Regions from separate parts of the Homo sapiens genome. Here region 2 is linked to region 1. Evidence: chromatin loops called from intact Hi-C (ENCODE). Cell type or tissue: endothelial cell of umbilical vein. All regions are shown on one strand. Each heading gives the region's core, and the rest is flanking DNA. Links, peaks and the distances in the headings are about the cores only.

Region 1 (8,747 bases), core at 3,458-5,957:
CTATCAGAAATGGACAGATTCAGCAGGCAGAAAATCATTAAGAACATAATCAAATTCAAAAACATCATCTATAAACTGTAAATAATGGACAGCTATAAACTAGTTCATCCAGCAATAGCAGAATTCACTGTACATTCTTCTCAAGCTCACATGGAATATTCATCAAGATAGACCACATTCTAGACCACTTCATATACCTTAACAAATGTAAAAAAAAAGTAGAAATCGTAGTGTCTGCTCTCAGACCACAATGGAATTAAACTAGAAATTTATAATAGAAGGATAGCTGAAAAATCCCCCAATACTTGGAGATACAAATACAACATGTGTCTAAATAATACAAGGGTCAAAGCAGAAATCTCAGGAGAAATTAAAAAGTACTTTGAACTAAATGAAAATAACACAAGTTATCAAAAACTGTGCAGTGCAATAAAAGTAGTGCTAAGGGGGAAATTGATAGCATGGAGTGCATATATTAGAAAATAGGAAAGATTTAAAAGAAATCACCTAAGCTTTCATCTTCGGAAACTGGAAAAACAAGAGCGAACTAAATCTATACTGAACAGAAGAAGAGAAACAATAAAAATTAGAGCAGAAATCAATGAAATTGAAACAGAAAATTAACAGAGAAAAATCAATAAAACCAAAAGCTGGTTCTTTGAAAAGATCAATAAAATTAATAAGCCCATAGCCAGGCTAACTTAGAAAAAAGAGAGAGAGGAAGAACATAAATTAGTAATATCAGAGATGAAAGAGGGGACATCATTACAAAAGTCATGTACATTAAAAGGATAATAAAGGAATACTGTGAACAACTTTATGCTTACAAATTTGATAACCTAGCTAAAATAGACCAATTTCTTGAAAGACGCAATCTGCCAAAACTCACATAAGAAGTAATACACACTGAATAAGGGTATATCTATTCAACTGAAAATGAATCAATAATTAATAGCCTCCTAAAGCAGAAAGCATCAGGTCAAAATGGGTTCGCTGGTGAATTCTACCAAACGTTTAAGGAAAAAAGCACACCGATTTTCTACAACCTCTTTCAAAGATAGAAGCACAAGGAATACTTCCTAACTCATTCTATGAAGTCAACATCACCTTCATACCAAAACCAGGCAAACACATTGGAAGAAAATAAATCCGCAGTTCAATATATCTTGGCTGGGTGCAGTGGCTCACGCCTGTAATCCCAGCACTTTGGGAGGCCGAAGCGGGAGGATCACCTGAGGTCAGGAGTTCGAGACCAGCCTGGCCAATATGGCAAAACCCTGTCTCTACTAAAAATACAAAAATTAGCCGGGTGTGGTGGTGCATGCCTGTGATCCCAGCTACTACTCAGGAGGCTGAGACAGGAGAATCGCTTGAACCTGGGAGGCAGAGATTGCAGTGAGCCAAGATCACGTCACTGTACTCCAGAGAGACTCTGTCTCCAAAAAAAAAAAAAAAAAATCCACAGTTCAGTATCTCTCATGAACATAGATGCAAAAATTCTCAACAAAATGTTAACAAATTGAATCCATCAAAGTATAAAAAGAATTGTGTGCCACACCAAGGGGGATTTATCCCAGGAATGAAAGGCTGTTTCAACATTTGACAACTAATTAAGGCTATCCATCATATCAACAGGCTAAAGAACAAAATACAGATGATTACATCAATAGATGTAGAAAAAACCTTTGACAAAATCTAACACTTGCTCATGATAAAAGAAAAAGAAAAAGAAAAAAAAAACTCCTCAGTAAATGAGAAATAGAGGGGGAACTTCCTCAACTTGATAAAGAATATCTACAAAAAATATACAGATAACGTCATATTTAATGGTGAGAAATTAGAAGCTTTCTCATTAAGATCAGGAACAAGGCAAACACATACTCTCTCACCACAGCTTTTCAACATTATGCTAGAAATCCTAGCTAATGCAATGAGATAAGTAAAGAAAATGTATACTGACTGAGAAGGAAGAAATAAAACTATCTTGTTCACAAAAGACATGATTGTCTAAAAGAAAATCTGAAAGAATCAGGCCAGGTGTGGTAGCTCACGCCTGTAATCCCAGCACTTTGGGAGGCCGAGGCGGGTGGATCACAAGGTCAGGAGTTCAAGGCCAGCCTTACCAACATGGTGAAACCCCATCTCTACTAAAAATACAAAAATTAGCCAGGTGTGGTGGCGTGTGCCTGTAATCCCAGCTACTCAAGAGGCTGAGGCAGGAGAATTGCTTGAACCCAGGAGGCGGAGGTTGCAGTGAGCCGAGATCACACCACTGCACTCCAGCCTGGACGACAGAGCGAGACTCCATCTCAAAATAAAAAAAGAAAGAAAATCTGAAAAATCAAGAAAAAAAGCTCCTGGAACTAATAAACAATTATAACAAGGTTTCAGGATGCAAGGTTAATATACAAAAGTCAATCATTTTTCTGCATAGCAACAATGAACAAGTGGAATTTGATATTAAAAAGAAATTGTCATTTATATTAACAGTGCCTCAAAATAAAATACTTGGGTATAAATCTAACAAAACCTGTACATGGTCTATATAAGGAAGGCCATAAAACTGATGAAAGAAACCAATGAAAAACTAAATAAATAGAGAAATATTCCATGTTCATAGATAGAAAAACTCAGTATTAGTCAAGATATTAGTTCTTCACAACTTGATCTATAGATTCAATGCAATCAAAATCAAAATCCTAGTAAGATATTTTGTGGCTATCAATAATCTGATTCCAATGTTTATATGAAGAGTCAAAAGACAGTCAATAACCACCACAAGATTGAAAGAAAAGAACAAAATTGGAGGACTGACATCAAGACTTATGATATTACTATAACTACCCTAAAGCCACAGTGATAAAGACGGTGTGGTATTGGTGAAAAAACTGGCAGAGGATCAATAGGATAGAATAGAAAGCCCAGAAATAGACCTACATAAACACAATCAACTAATCTTTGAAAAGGGGGCAAAGGCAATACAATGGAGACAAGATAGGCTTTACAATAAGTGGTGCTGGAACAACTGAACATTCACATGCAGAGAAGTGAATCTCGACACAGACTTTCCACCCATCACAAAAATTAATTCAAAATACCCCACAGACCAAAATATCAAACTGTAAAACTAGAAGATAACATAGGAGAAAATCTAGATGCCCTTGGGTTTGTCAATGACTTTTTAGATATAATACCGAAACCACAATACATGAAAAAAAGAACTGATATGCTGGACTTCTTTAAAATTAAAGATTTCTGCTCTGCCAAAGACACTGTCAAGAAAATGAAAAGACAAGCTGCAGACTGAGAGAGAGAGAAGATATTTGTTAAAAACACACCTGACAAAGGACTGGTACCCAAAATATGCAAAGAACTCTTGAAACTCAACAATAAGAAGACAGAGAACCCAATTAAAAAATGGGCCAAAGAACTTAACAAATACCTCCCCAAAGAAGACATGTAATGGCAAATAAACACATAAAAAGATGCCCCACATCATATGTCATCAGAGAGATGCAAATTAAAACAACAATGAGATACCACTACACACCTATCAGAGTGGCCAAAATTCAGAACATTGAAAACACCAAATGCTGGTGAGGCTGTGAAGCGACAGGAACTCTCCTTTATTGCTGGTGGAAATGCAAAATGCTATAGACACTTTGGAAGACAGTAAGACAGTAAAAAGATCCATGCTTGCTAGGGGTTGGGAGGAAGAAGGAATGAACAGGTGGAGCACAGATGATTTTTAGGGCAGTAAAAATACTCTGTATGATTCTATAATGGTGGATACATGTCATTATACATTTGTTTAAACCCATAAAATGTACAATACCAAGCATAAACCCTAAGGTAAGCTTTGGACGCTGAGTGATAATGACTGATGGTGAGTGTCAATGTAGGTCCAGCAATGATAGCAAATGCACCACTCTGGTGGGGGATGTTGATAATGGCGGATGCCTTGCATATGGGGAGCAGAGGGTGTATGGGAAGTCTCAGAAACTTCCACTCAATTTTTCTGTGAACCTAAAACTGTCTAAAAAATAAAATCTACTTACAAAGTAATAACAATAATAACAGTAATTTATTTTGAACATGATATTATATATTTGACCCCTTACTTTTTTCTTTGGATATGTGTGTGTTGGGGGAATGACATCAAAGGCCTTTTAGTTTTTTTAAACTTGGTTTTTTCTTCCCTTCCATGAGGCTGACACAGGAAAATCTGACTTTGTACTCTGGCCATTATCAGAAAACTCTAGCATGGTTAGGGGAAACTGTGGCCTCTCTAAACTAATATGCTTATGTGTTACAGTGCATGTTAATTGGAAATCTGCAACTACCAAAAATGTCACTCAAACTGGCTTGAACGTTAAAGAAAATTTATTGATTTACAAACCTGAAAAGCCTAAAGATATCAGGCTTCAGTCAAGACTTGATTCAGCAACTCAAGGGCAGCAAAGACCCCGGAGGCTTTTCATTTCTCCTCTCTGCGTTACACAACATGTATTTTCTCCAAGTGGCCACAAGATGGCTGCAAGTAGCTTTCAGCGCTGCGATGTCCTTGCTCATATCCAAAGAGACGAGAATGTCCCTCAAGTAGCTTCTAAGGAAGAATGAAGTCGTTTTCTCCAGGATCCTCAAGGAAATGTGCCTTTGTCTTTGAGTAACACTAATTAGGTTCTATGTCCATCCCTGGCCACTCGTGGGGTGGGGTGGCCGTGTCGATAGCCTTAAGTCAGTCAAGCCCCATTCTTGGAACTGGGTGTGAAGTCAGCTTCCCTTCCAGCACAGGGGTTGTGTGAGGGAGGGGTGAACGCCCAGATGGAAATCAGGGTGCTGAGTCAGGAACTGGATGGCATTCGCTCCAGAGCCGCACATTTCCTCAGGAGAGAAGGCTCTTTCCTTTCCTTTCTCTGGTCTTGGAGCGGAAACGGCTTGGCGGCTCAGTTAGCACAGGATGAGACTCCAGGAAAGGACGCAGGGAGTGGGCTCATCTCCAGTCTAACCCCTAGTCTAGCTCACACGTGCCCCCACCCCTACCCCTCACAGTTCACCTGGATAGCAGACCAGGCTTGAGAGCAAGAGCCTATCTAGAAACAGGTGGAGTGCTCTGCTAGAACTCCTTGTCTATGGCTATTTTAGGAACCCCACCGAGTGGCAGCTGCAGGCAGCAGTTGAGCAGGTGGTGGCACAGGAACTGGGGGTTTAGCATGGTGGTCATCTTCTCACCACCAGCACCACTAACTAAGAAAGAGGCACCTGCAGACCGATATGTATACTCACCAGCTTTGTGATGATAACTACATCATTTAATGTTTCTGTTCTTTCTTTTCTTCATCTATAAAGTGGGGATCATGTGATAATAATAACCTCCTTGCCTATTTTGTGTTGAAAAAAGAGGAAATGTTTCTGTTCCCTGTCTCATCTTTTAATCTTGACCTATACAATTGGGAACTTCTACCCCGAGACTTCTGGCTTCCCTTTCTTCTCCCTTGCTAGTTCCTCCCAAAGGAAGAAGGATTTACAGATTGTGTTGGTCAGCCACTTATCACTGATAGAGCCACCCTTGATAGCAGGGTTACATCACAGGAAGCACTGAAGGCCAGCACTAATGCTTGGCATAGCCCCCTGCATCATCTTCCTTTCCCATTGCTGTAGGTAAGCAGACACATACATTTTTGAAATTGGTAAACTCAGCCAAAGATCCTTTCAAGATCTGCTCAGCTCTCTGGCCCCGAGAGTGCCCCTTCCAAATTTAGAAGGATTGGAGAGAGGAGCCTTCACTTTGACATGGGCTCACCACCTCCAGTTCAGCTTTTACCAGGCCTTTGCATTAGAATCTTGGGTTCTTCAACCCAAATATCCATCAATAATAGGCTGGATTAAGAAAATGTGGCACATACATATACACCATGGAATACTATGCAGCCATAAAAAATGATGAGTTCATGTCCTTTGTAGGGACTTGGATGAAGCTGGAAACCATCATTCTCAGCATTGATGACGGGGGGGAGGGATAGCATTAGGAGATATACCTAATGCTAAATGACGAGTTAATGGGTGCAGCATACCAACATGGCACATGTATACATATGTAACAAATCTGCATGTTGTGCACACGTACCCTAAAACTTAAAGTATAATAATAATAAAATTTAAAAAAAGAAAATGTGGCACATATACACCATGGAATACTATGCAGCCATAAAAAAGGATGAGTTCATGTCCTTTGTAGGGACATGGATGAAGCTGGAAACCATCATTCTGAGCAAACTATCACAAGGACAGAAAACCGAACACCGCATGTTCTCACTCATAGGTGGGAATTGAACAATGAGAACACTTGGATACAGGGTGGGGAACATCACACACTGGTGTCTGACATGGGGTGGGGGGAAGGGGGGAGGGATAGCATTAGGAGAAATACCTGATGTAAATGATGAGTTAATGGGCGAAGCACACCAACATGGCACATGTATACATATGTAACAAACCTGCACGTTGTGCACAGGTACCCTAGAACTTAAAGTATAATAATAATAATAATAAAAGAAAGTCATAACAAGAATTAAAAAAACTTGGGTTCTTGTCCTGCCATCTTTTAATAAAGTGAGAAATCCTTCTCAGCTGGCTACTGATCTTTGTATATGGGCTTCTTTGGCAGGAAACTGGGGGAGGACTTAGGAGTGGGGTGGGGAGAAGGTGGAAATACATGCCAAGGCCTATCTCACTCCCCTATACCCTGCTGGGTTGTGGAGGTGAAATTAAGTTGCATAGTTGAAAGTATTTTAGAAGTGAAACTGAGCACAGATGTCAGGCAGCACTAGCCTCAAGGTGGATGGCGTAAGGAGTGATGCCCTCTCCTAGGAAATGGCTGGTGCAGATGTCAGTTCTATAAGGAATATTCCCACTTCAGTTACTGGAACTTTGATTATTAGCCGGGAGATTTTTCTCCTCCCAGATGTGGCTTGAATAAAAGTGTGTCCTCACATAAGACATTGAGTGGGCACCACTCAGAAGCTGACTGATGTTATTGAGTAAAAGGGAGGGTGCCCAGTGCACTAGAAGCCAATACTGTGACACCAGGTTTTGGAGAAAAGAAAAGATTTATGTTGAAAGTGGACTCTCAAGGAGACAGGAGTCAAGTTCAAATCTGTTTCCCTGCACTGGCTTCCAAGCAGTATTTTTATTAGAAAAGGTTCAGGGGTTAGATTCTGAGACTATATAGGTAACTGGTGAAAGGAAACAGGAGGTCTGGGAAGGCCCTGCGCATGTCCAGTTGTTTCTTCCTGCTATCTCATGGGTCACATGTGTGAATTTGGGGGGAGTTAGTATGAAACATGTGGAAATTCGGGCTGGGACGCCAGCAAGCTTGTTCTGTGCAAACTCCAGTCAGCCATCTTAGTTTCCACCGATTCTAGCCAGGTTTTTCTTGATGTCAGCGTCAGAGTCTCAGCAAGTTGTTTCTTTTCTTACCTGCTGTCCTGCAAACAAGAATTTTTGTTAGTCGTTGGTTTCTTTAACTCTTTGGGACACAATTCCAATGTGCCCTACTTGGAGGAACAGTTAGTAGCAGATCCTCTCTTCTTCCTCCTCTATGAGAAAAAGTAACTTTTTGTTAAGTCCACTTCCTTTCAATGTGCTTCGAATTTCAGTGTCTCCTGGGATACGTTGTCCTAACTCTGTCTTTTCATTTTAGCTACACTCACTCTTTTTCTTTCTACTTCCTTTTACTATCCACCCTCTTCTTCCTTAGCTCCAGAATGATTTTCAAACCAATGGTGGTACTAAGTCGCTCTCTCTATTGTCACTAATGATGTCATAATCATCTCATTCACATTCAAAGTTCTGTTTTAGTTCTCATCCTCCTTGATGTCCCTGTCATTGTTGTTCGCCATTTTTAAAAAATTATTTAATATCATCATTGTTTATTTTTAAAAGAACATCTGCAATTGCACTATAATGCCACTACACAGATATCTTTTTGACCTTGTCTAGTCTCTTGACATACTTACTTTTTTTTTTTACAAAGTTGGAAACAATGTACATATTGTTTCTTGCTTTGTTCTTTCATGTAATATTATTTCTAGACACATCATACAAGGGTAAAGCTGAAGGAAGCCTACAGATCTCATATGCCCTCTATATTTTACAGGTGAGAAAACTAAGATTTGTTGGAAATGCTCAGTGGAAAGCACCAGTGGCCAGGACCAGCAATTCCCAAATCCCAGTCAGCCCTCTACCTTGGCTATAGAACCCACAGGAGGGTTTCCCCAGTTTGGAGAGAGCACTTGGGGTGTTTATTTAAAATGTAATTTCCTGAACCTACCACATCACTGAATCAGGATCTTCAATAATGGGGCATACACATTTGTAGTTTTTAAAAAGATACCTAGGTGACTCTTCAGCATATTACGATTTGAGGCCAGGTGCAATGATTCATGACTGTAATCCCAATGCTTTGGAAGGGCAAGGTGGGAGGATTTCTTGAACCCAGGAGTTTGAGGTTACAGTGAGGTGTTACAGTGCCACTGCACTCTACCCTAGGCAACAGAGGGAGAACTTGTCTCAAAAAAATAAAAATACACATATACACATGTACCCCTGAACCTAAAATAAAAGTTAAAATAAATAAATAAAAATAAATAAAATTCAAGAACCACCGTTTGAAGAGTTTAAGTCACAGAAGACACAGAGGCAAATGTTCAGCACTATAAACCAGGACTTCTGAGCTGAGCTAGACT
Region 2 (8,747 bases), core at 2,448-4,947, 170 kb after region 1:
ATCTCTGAAATTAAGAACACTGCTCTCTAGTTTGAAAAGGTCCATAGTGTATCCAATACAATAAATGAAAAAGTCCCTACTGTCAGACCTGATCTCTGCAGGGTAGTCTTGCACATCAGACAGGGCTGGTCTAACCTGAGCACTCTTTGGTCTACTGGCCTCTCCCATGGCCCCAGCCTGGCCTTGCCTGCTTACAGGGCAGTCTTGGGGGGCTCTGGAGGCCCACACCATAGCTTCTGTGCCTGTGGACTGTGCCTGACCAGTGGAAAGCTCCAGAGAGGTGGCCTCTATGGCCACACATCAGCCTGCAAGTTTCCCCCCTATACTGCAGCTTCCCCTGAGCCCACGGCAACTGCCCACATCACTTCATTGATGTGTGTCTGCAGGGGTGGGTTTTGCTTCATTTGCCCTGCCAGTAGCAGTGCAGTATGCAACCCCCCAACCCCCAGTGATGGCTGTTGCAGACAAATCTTTGGCCAGCACAGAGCCAGGAAGCCCCACCTAGCCAGAGCCCCACCCTTGCACAAATCCTGTACTGAAAACAGGGGATCCTCCTATACCCTGAGTGATCACTCCTGCTTATGGGGCACAGAGAAGGCATCCAGACCTGTGCCACCCCAAGCCAATGCCACCTCCAGTGCAACAGCACACACAGTCTCCAGCAGGGCCCCCCCACACCCTCACCAACTGCCTTGCCTCTATCGCTGTGGTGAACGCCCACCAGGGAAGCAGGTACCCCCACATTCTCTAGCACTATGCTGTTGCTGCCACACCCTGGCACCCCCAGCACAGTGGACTCCAAACCTTGAGGAGCTAGAGAACAAAGTCAGGCCCAGTACAAGTCCCCTACATTAGAACATGCACTCCAGGAGTTGGGAGCTGAGTGTTGGCCCCCTAAAATCTCCCAGAAATGAAGCCAGCTGGCTTAATATGCTTTATATCACAATCAGACCCTCAAAATCATCAAATAGGACAAAGGAAAAAAATTCAAAGATTGAAGGTAGATAAGCCCACAAAGATGAGAAATAATCAGCGCAAGGAATGCTGAAAACTCAACAAGCTCGAGTGCCTTCTTTCCTCCAAAGGATAGCATCATCTCTCTAGCAAGAGTTTGAAACCCAGCTGAGGCTGAGATGGCTGAAATGACAGAAGTAGAATTTAGTATATGGACAGGTATGAAGTTCAATGAACTACAGGAGTATGTTGTAACCCAATACAAGGAAGCTAAAAATTATGATAAAGCATTGCAGGAACTGACACACAAAATAGCCAGTATACAGAAGAATGTAGCTGTCCTGATAGAACTGAAAAACACACTATAAGAATTTCATAATGCAAGTATTAATAGCAGAATAGACCAAGCAGAGGAAACACTCAGAGCTTGAAGACTGGCTTTCTGAAATAAGACAGGCAGACAAGAATAGAGAGAAAAAAAAAGGAATGAACAAAACCTCTGATAAATGTGGGATTATGTAAAGAGACTGAATCTACAACTGATTGGTGTACCTGAAAGAAATGGGGAGAATGGAACCCACTTGGAAAACGTATTTCAGGATATCAGCCATGAGAACTTCCCCAACCTAGCTAGAGAGGCCAACATTCAAATTCGGGAAATGCAGAGAACCCCAGTAAAATACTTCACAAAAAGATTATCCCCAAGACATATGATCATCAGATTCTCCAAGGTCAAAATGACAGAAAAAATGTTAAAGGCAGCCAGAGAGAAAGGCCAGGTCATATACAAAGGGAAGCCCATCAGATGAACAGCAGACCTCTCAGCTGAAACCCTACAAGCCAGAGGAGATTGAGGGTCAATATTCAAAATTTCTTAAAGAAAAGAAATTCCAACCTAGAATTTCATATCTAGCCAAACTAAGCTTCATAAGTAAAGGAGAAATGAGATCCTTTTCAGACAAGCAAATGCTGAGGGAATTTCTTACCACCAGATCTGCCTTACAAGAGCTCCTGAAGGAAGCAATATGGAAAGGAAAGACTGTTACCAGCCACTAAAAAACACACTGAAGTACACAGAGCAGTGACACTATAAAGCTACCATATAAACAAGTCTGTGAAATAACCAGCCAACATCATGATGACAGAATTACATCCCCATATACCAATAATAACCTTGAATGTAAATGGGCTAAATGCCCCATTTAAAAGACACAAAATGGCAAGCTGGGTAAAGAACAAAGATTTATTGGTATGCTGTCTTCAAGAGATCCATCTCACATGCAATGACACACATAGGCTCAAAATAAAGAAATGGAGAAAAATCTACCAAGCAAATGGAAAACAGAAAAAAAGCAGGGGTTGCAGTCCTAGTTTCTAACAAAACAGACTTTAAACCAAGAAATATTAAAAAAAAAAAAAAAAAAGAAGTTAAAAAGTTCAAATGGTAAAGAGTTCAATTCAACAAGAAGATCTAGCCAACTTAAATACATATACACCCAACACAGGAGCACCCAGATTCATAAAGCAAGTTTTTAGAGACCTTCAAAGAGACTTAGACTCTCATGCAATAACTGTCAGAGACTTTAATGCCCCACTGACAGTATTAGACAGATCATTAAGACAGAAAATTAACAAAGGTATTCAGGAACTGAACTCAGCACTGGATCAAATAGACCTGATAGATATTTATGTAACTCTCCACCCAGAAACAACAGAATATATATTATTTTCATTGCCACATGGCACATACTTTTAAATCGATCACATAATTGGAAGTAAAACACTCCTCAGCAAATGCAAAAGAACTGAAATCATGAAAGACAGACTCTTGGACCACATCACAATCAAATTAGAAATCAAGACTAAGAAATTCACCCACAACTATACAATTACATGGAAATTGAATAACCTGCTACTGAATGGCTTTTGGGTAAATAATGAAATTAAGGCAGAAATCAAGAAGTTCTTTGAAACTAATGAGGACAAAGATATCACATACCAGAATCTCTGGGACACAGCTAAGGCAGTGTCAAGAGGGAAATTAATAACACTAAACACCCATATCAAAAAGTTAGATAGGTCTCAAATTAACAACCTAACATCACAACTAAAAGAATTAGAGAACCAGAAGCAAACAAATCCCAAAGCTAGCAGAAGGCAAGAAATAACCAAAATCAGAGCTGAACTGAAGGAGATTGAGACACAAAAAAACCCTGCAAAAGATCAACAAATCCAGGAGCTGGTTTTTTGAAAAAATTAATAAAATAGACCACTAGCTAGACTAAGAAAAAAGAAAAGATTCAAATAAACACAATCAGAAATGACAAGGGGAATATTACCACTGACCCATAAGAAATACAAACGATGACCACAGAATATTATAAACACCTCTATGTACATAAACTAGAAAATCTAAAAGAAATGGATAAATTCCTGGACACATACACACTCCCAAGACTGAACCAGGAAAAAATTGAATCCCTGAACAGACCAGTAACAAGCTCTGAAATTGAGGCAGTGATAATAGCCTGCCAACCAACCAAAAAAAAAAAAAAAAAAGCAGCTCAGGAGCAGACAGATTCATCGGTGAATTCTACCAGATGTACAAACAAGAGCTGGTACCATTCCTACTGAAACTACTCCAACAAATTGAGGAGGAGGGACTCCTCCCTCATTCTATGAGGCCAGCTTCATACTGATACCAAAACCTGGTAGAGAGACAACAACAATAAAAAAATAAGACTTCAGGCTGATATTCTTGATGAACATCGATGCAAAAATCTTGAACAAAATACTTGCAAATCAAATACAGCAGCACATCAAAAAGCTTATCCACCATGATTAAGTAGGCTTTATCCCTGGGATGCAAGGTTAGTTCAACATACACAAATCAATAAATGTGATTGATTCATCACATAAAAGAGATAAAGACAAAAACCACATGATTATCTCAATAAATATGGAAAAGGCTTTTTGTAAAATTCAACATCCATTCATGTTAAAAACTCTCAGCAAACTAGATATTGAAGGAACATACCTCAAAATAAGAGCCATATATGACAAACCCATAGCCAACATCATACTGAATGGGCAAAAGCTGGAAGCATTCCCCTTGAAAACCAACACAAGACAAGGATGCCCTCTCTCGCCACTCCTATTCAACATAGTATTGGAAGTCCTGGCCAGGGCAATCAGGCAAGAGAAATAAATAAAGGCATCCAAATAGAAAGGGAGGAAGTCATACTATCCCTGTTTGCAGACAATATGATGCTATATCTAGAAAACCCCATAGCCTCAGCCCAAAAGCTTCTTAAGCTGTTAAAAGAACTTCAGCAAAGTCTCAGGTTACAAAATCAATGTGCAAAAAATCACTAGCATTCCTACACAGCAACAACAGTCAAGCCAAGAGCCAAAACAGGTACAAACTCCTATTCACAACTGCCACAAAAAGAATAAAATACCTACGAATACACCTAACTAGGGAGGTGAAAGATCTCTATAAGGAGAACTACAAAACACTGCTCAAAGAAATCAGAGCTGACACAAACAAATGGGAAAACATTTCATGCTCATGTATAGGAAGAGTCAATATTGTTAAATGGCCATACTGCCCAAAGCAATTTATAGATTCAATACTATTCCTATTCAACTACCATTGAGATTCTTCACAGAACTAGAAAAAACTATTTTAAAATTTGTATGAAACCAAAAGTGAGCCTGAATAGCCAAGGCAATCCTAAGCAAAAAGAACAAACTGGAGGCATCATGCTACCTGACTGCAAACTATACTACAGGGCTACAGTAACCAAAACAGCAAGGTATTGGTATAAGAACATACACAGAGACCAATGCCACAGAATAGAGAACTCAGAAATAAGACCGCATACCTACAACCATCTGATCTTTGACAAGTCTGACAGAAACAAGTAATGGAGAAAGGATTCCCTATTCAATAAATGGTGCTGGGGTAGCTGGCTAGCCATATGCAGAAGATTGAAACTGGACTCCTTCCTTACACCTTATACGAAAATTGTCTCAAGATGGATTAAAAACCATCTTTAAATGTAAAACCCCAAACTATAAAAACATTAGAAGAAAGTCTAGGCAATACCATTCACAACATAGGCACAGGCAAAGATTTCATGATGAAGATTCCAAAAGCAATTGCAACAAAAGCAAAATTGACAAATGGGATCTAACTAAACTAAATAGCACAGCAAAAAACAAAAACAGAAACAAACCCTATCAACACAGTAAGCAGACAACCTACAGAATGAGAGAAAATTTTTGCAAACGATGCGTCTGACAAAGGTTTAATATCCAGCATTTATAAGGAACTTAAACAAATTACAAGAAAAAATCAACCCCATTAAAAAGTGAGCAAAGGACATGAAGAGACACTTTTCAAAAGAAGACACACATGTGGCCAACAAACATGAAAACAAAGCTCAACATCACTACTTATTAGAGAAATGCAAATCAAAACCACAATGAGATACCATCTCACCCCAGTCAGAATGGCTATTACAAAAAGTCAAAACAAACAAACAAATAAAAAACAACAACAGATGCCAGCAAGATTGTGGAGAAAAAGGAATGCTTTTACACTGTTAGTGGGAGTGTAAATTAGTTCAGCCATTGTGGAAGACAGTGTGACAATTCCTTAAAGACCTAAACATAGAAATACCAATCGACCCAGCAGTGCCATTACTGGGTGTATACCCAAAGGAATATAAATCATTCTGTTATAAAGACACATGCATGCATATGCTCGTTGTGACACTACTCACAATAGCAAAGACATGGAATCAACCCAAATGCCCATCAGTGATAGACTGGCTAAATAAAATGTGGTACATATACACCAGGGAATACTGTGCAGCCATAAAAAAAATGAGATCATGTCTTTTGCAGGGACTTGGATAGAGCTGGAGGCCATTATCCTTAGCAAACTAACACAGAAACAGAAAACCAGATACCACATGTTCTCACTTATAAGTGGAAGCTAAATGACGAAGACACATGGACACATAGAGGGGGACAACACACACAGGGGCCTGTTGGAGGGTGGAGGGTGGGAGGAGGGAAAGAGGATGAGTAAAAATAACTATTGGGTACTAGGTTTAATACCTGGATGATTAAATAATCTGTACAACAAACTCCCATGACACAAGCTTACCTATGTAACAAACCTGCACATGTACCCCGAACTTAAAATGAAAGTTAAAAAAGAGTAAGAGTCCCTAATCCTACCTACCCAAAGTCATGTTATAACACCATTATAAAGGGATGATTTTAAGAAGAAAGAAGAGAGAAAAACAGATAACATAGCATGTATTATGAATTATAATGGCACTGAACTCTGTAGTTACAAAAAACCAGCAAGTAATAGACTTTAAAGTTCTGGTGGAAAATTATTATAAATCTAAAATTCTAAACCCATCCAAATAATCCAACAAATGTAAAGATAGAATGAATACATTTTTAGATATGCAAGAAGTAAAAATAAAATTTTCTTTTCCATTTTATGTATTTATTTGAGACAGGGTCTTGCTCTGTCACCTAGGCTGGAGTGCAGTGGTGTGATCATAGTCATAGCTCACTGCAGCCTCGAACTCCTAGGCTTATGTGATCCTCCCACTTTAGCTTCCCAAGTAGCTGGGACTACAGGTGCACACCACCATGCCCAGCTAATTTTTAATTTTTTTTCATAGAGATGGGTCTCCCTTTGTTGCCCAAGCTGGTCTCAAAGTGATTCTCCTGCCTTAGGCTCCCAAATGCTAGGATTACAGGTGTAAGCCACCACACCCAGCCTTTCTTCCCTTTCTTAGAAAGTTTTTAGAAGATATGCTTGGGCCAAGTGGGCAGTGAAAACAATAGATGTTTCCTAGGGTAGTGGTGAAGGAGTCCCATGTTGATAGCTGATCCATGGTTAGAAAGCAATCATTGCCAACAGGAATACATGAATAAAGGATTCTGGGAAAGATTTCTGCAGGCATGAAGAGAGACTTGGCACATTGTCTGATAGTGCTGGTATTTTGGAAAATAAAATTTGGAGAAATTTGGCAGATATGATAGAGGATGTCAACAAATTAAAGATAAATACACAGAAAACCAAGCAAATAAAGACAATTATTAATTTTAGTAAAACAAAAAATTTATACATTTTTTGGGCAGAGAAAGGAAGGTGTACTACTTGGCTCAACAGATATTAAAATTTAATTAGTAATGCAAACACTAACTTGATTTAAAAACTGTACATAATTATAATGAGAAAATGTAGTAAAGGAAAATGAACTGTGTGAAGAGAATGAAATCTTCTACTACCAACCTAGGAAATTAATAGAAAATACCAAGATGGATAAACCAAGAAATAACAGTGTTGTAAACATTGTTGGCGACCTACTCAGAATCCTTCCTACTAACAATGTAGGGTGGCAATATGCTTACTGGAAAAAATATATGAATTTTCCTGCTTTTACTGCCACTAAGAATGGTTGTGTTACACATTCTGGCCAGTGCTGCATGATCAGAAGTCACTGGGTGGGGCTTCCCGGAAGCCTTGTTAGAAGTGGGCAGATGTGCCTGGAACGTGACTTCGCCTCTCACTCTTTGCCCTTCGTCTTCTTGCCTGGAACACAGTTGCATAGCCAGAGGGAGCACATCTCTCTTGAGACTCCGAGGCCATAAGCATGAGAAAGAAAGTCACATGTCAAGGAGGCTGAGCAGAAAGAGGGGTCTCAGAGAGGTCCTTGATGGCGTAATGGGGAGCTAGCTGCTGTCTCAGCCCTGGATTGCCTCTGGGCCTCTTTCACCTAAAAAATATCAACTCATCATTTGTTCAGAAAACTGAGATTCATGTAGCTGAACAAGATACATAAGCATGATATTTAGAAAGTGTGGTGGTAAATAGTTGGTATGGTTTGGATATTTATCCCCTCCAAATCTCATGTTGAAATGTGATCCCCAATGTTGGAGGTGGGGCCTGGTGAAAGGTGTTTGGCTCATGGGGGCTGATCCCTCACGAATGGCGTGGTGCCCTCCCTGTGGCTTTGAGTGGTACTGAGTTTAGGTGAGAGCAGGTTGTTTAAGGGAGCCTGGCACCTCATCTCTCTCCTGCTCTCTCTCCTGCCATGTGACATGCTGGGTCCTCCTTTGCTTTCCATGAGTGGAAGTTTCCTGAGGCCTCATCAGAAGCAGATGCTGGTGCCATGTTTATACAGCCTGTGAGACCATGAGCCAATTGAACCTCTTTCCTTTACAAATTACCCACTCTTGGGTATTCCTTTGTAGCAATGCAAAACAAACTTATATCATAGTTTAAAACAGTTAAAATAATTCAAAGTGGTTCCATCTGGGGGAGGGGAGAGCATGGTAGAAAGTGCCGGGATTTTTTTGGTATAGTTGATGCTATAGTTAGCTCAATTTGATGTTTTGGATACTGTGTATGTATAAGTTCAATAAAATACAAGTTAATAAGAAAAAAGAAAAATGTTTCGAATGGGATGCTTGGATAGCTTCCTGTTTTACTTGAAATAAATTCCAAACTCCTTTAATAGATTTTCCATGATCCAGCTGGCCCTGGACACCTTCCTGCTTCATCTTTTGTCACTTTCCCCCTGTCTAATTCCCAGCCATGTTGTCTTCTGTCAGTTTTGTGAACTCTTTCAGTACATGTCACATGAAGCTTCCTCTGGGTCAGTCAGGGTCCAGCAGGAAATGGATGTTAGTGTCAAACTTGGCAGCCACGTAAGTTTAATAAAGGGTGGAGTTGAAGGACACCAACAAGAGGT

Evidence for each region. Peaks named below come from ENCODE experiments on the same cell type or tissue, not always from the same donor. Only the 100,000 strongest peaks of a DNase experiment are listed, where the experiment ranks them.
Region 2: it touches region 1 in a loop (2.6-fold over the local background); 1 of 110 quality-filtered maps calls a loop at or near these places.

The regions. Positions count from the first base shown.
Region 1 is chr11:114,335,878-114,344,624 of GRCh38, forward strand. No RefSeq gene overlaps it. Among named protein-coding and RNA genes, the nearest start is that of NNMT, 44 kb to the left of the region's middle. In endothelial cell of umbilical vein, for the core only: a CTCF peak has its summit at 4,521 (motif pointing right); a DNase peak (open chromatin) is centred at 4,664; H3K4me3 peaks cover 372 bases; H3K27ac peaks cover 414 bases.
Region 2 is chr11:114,503,753-114,512,499 of GRCh38, forward strand. It overlaps a transcript of NXPE2 not described here. Among named protein-coding and RNA genes, the nearest start is that of NXPE1, 52 kb to the right of the region's middle. In endothelial cell of umbilical vein, for the core only: no CTCF peak of the experiment used is centred there; no DNase peak of the experiment used is centred there.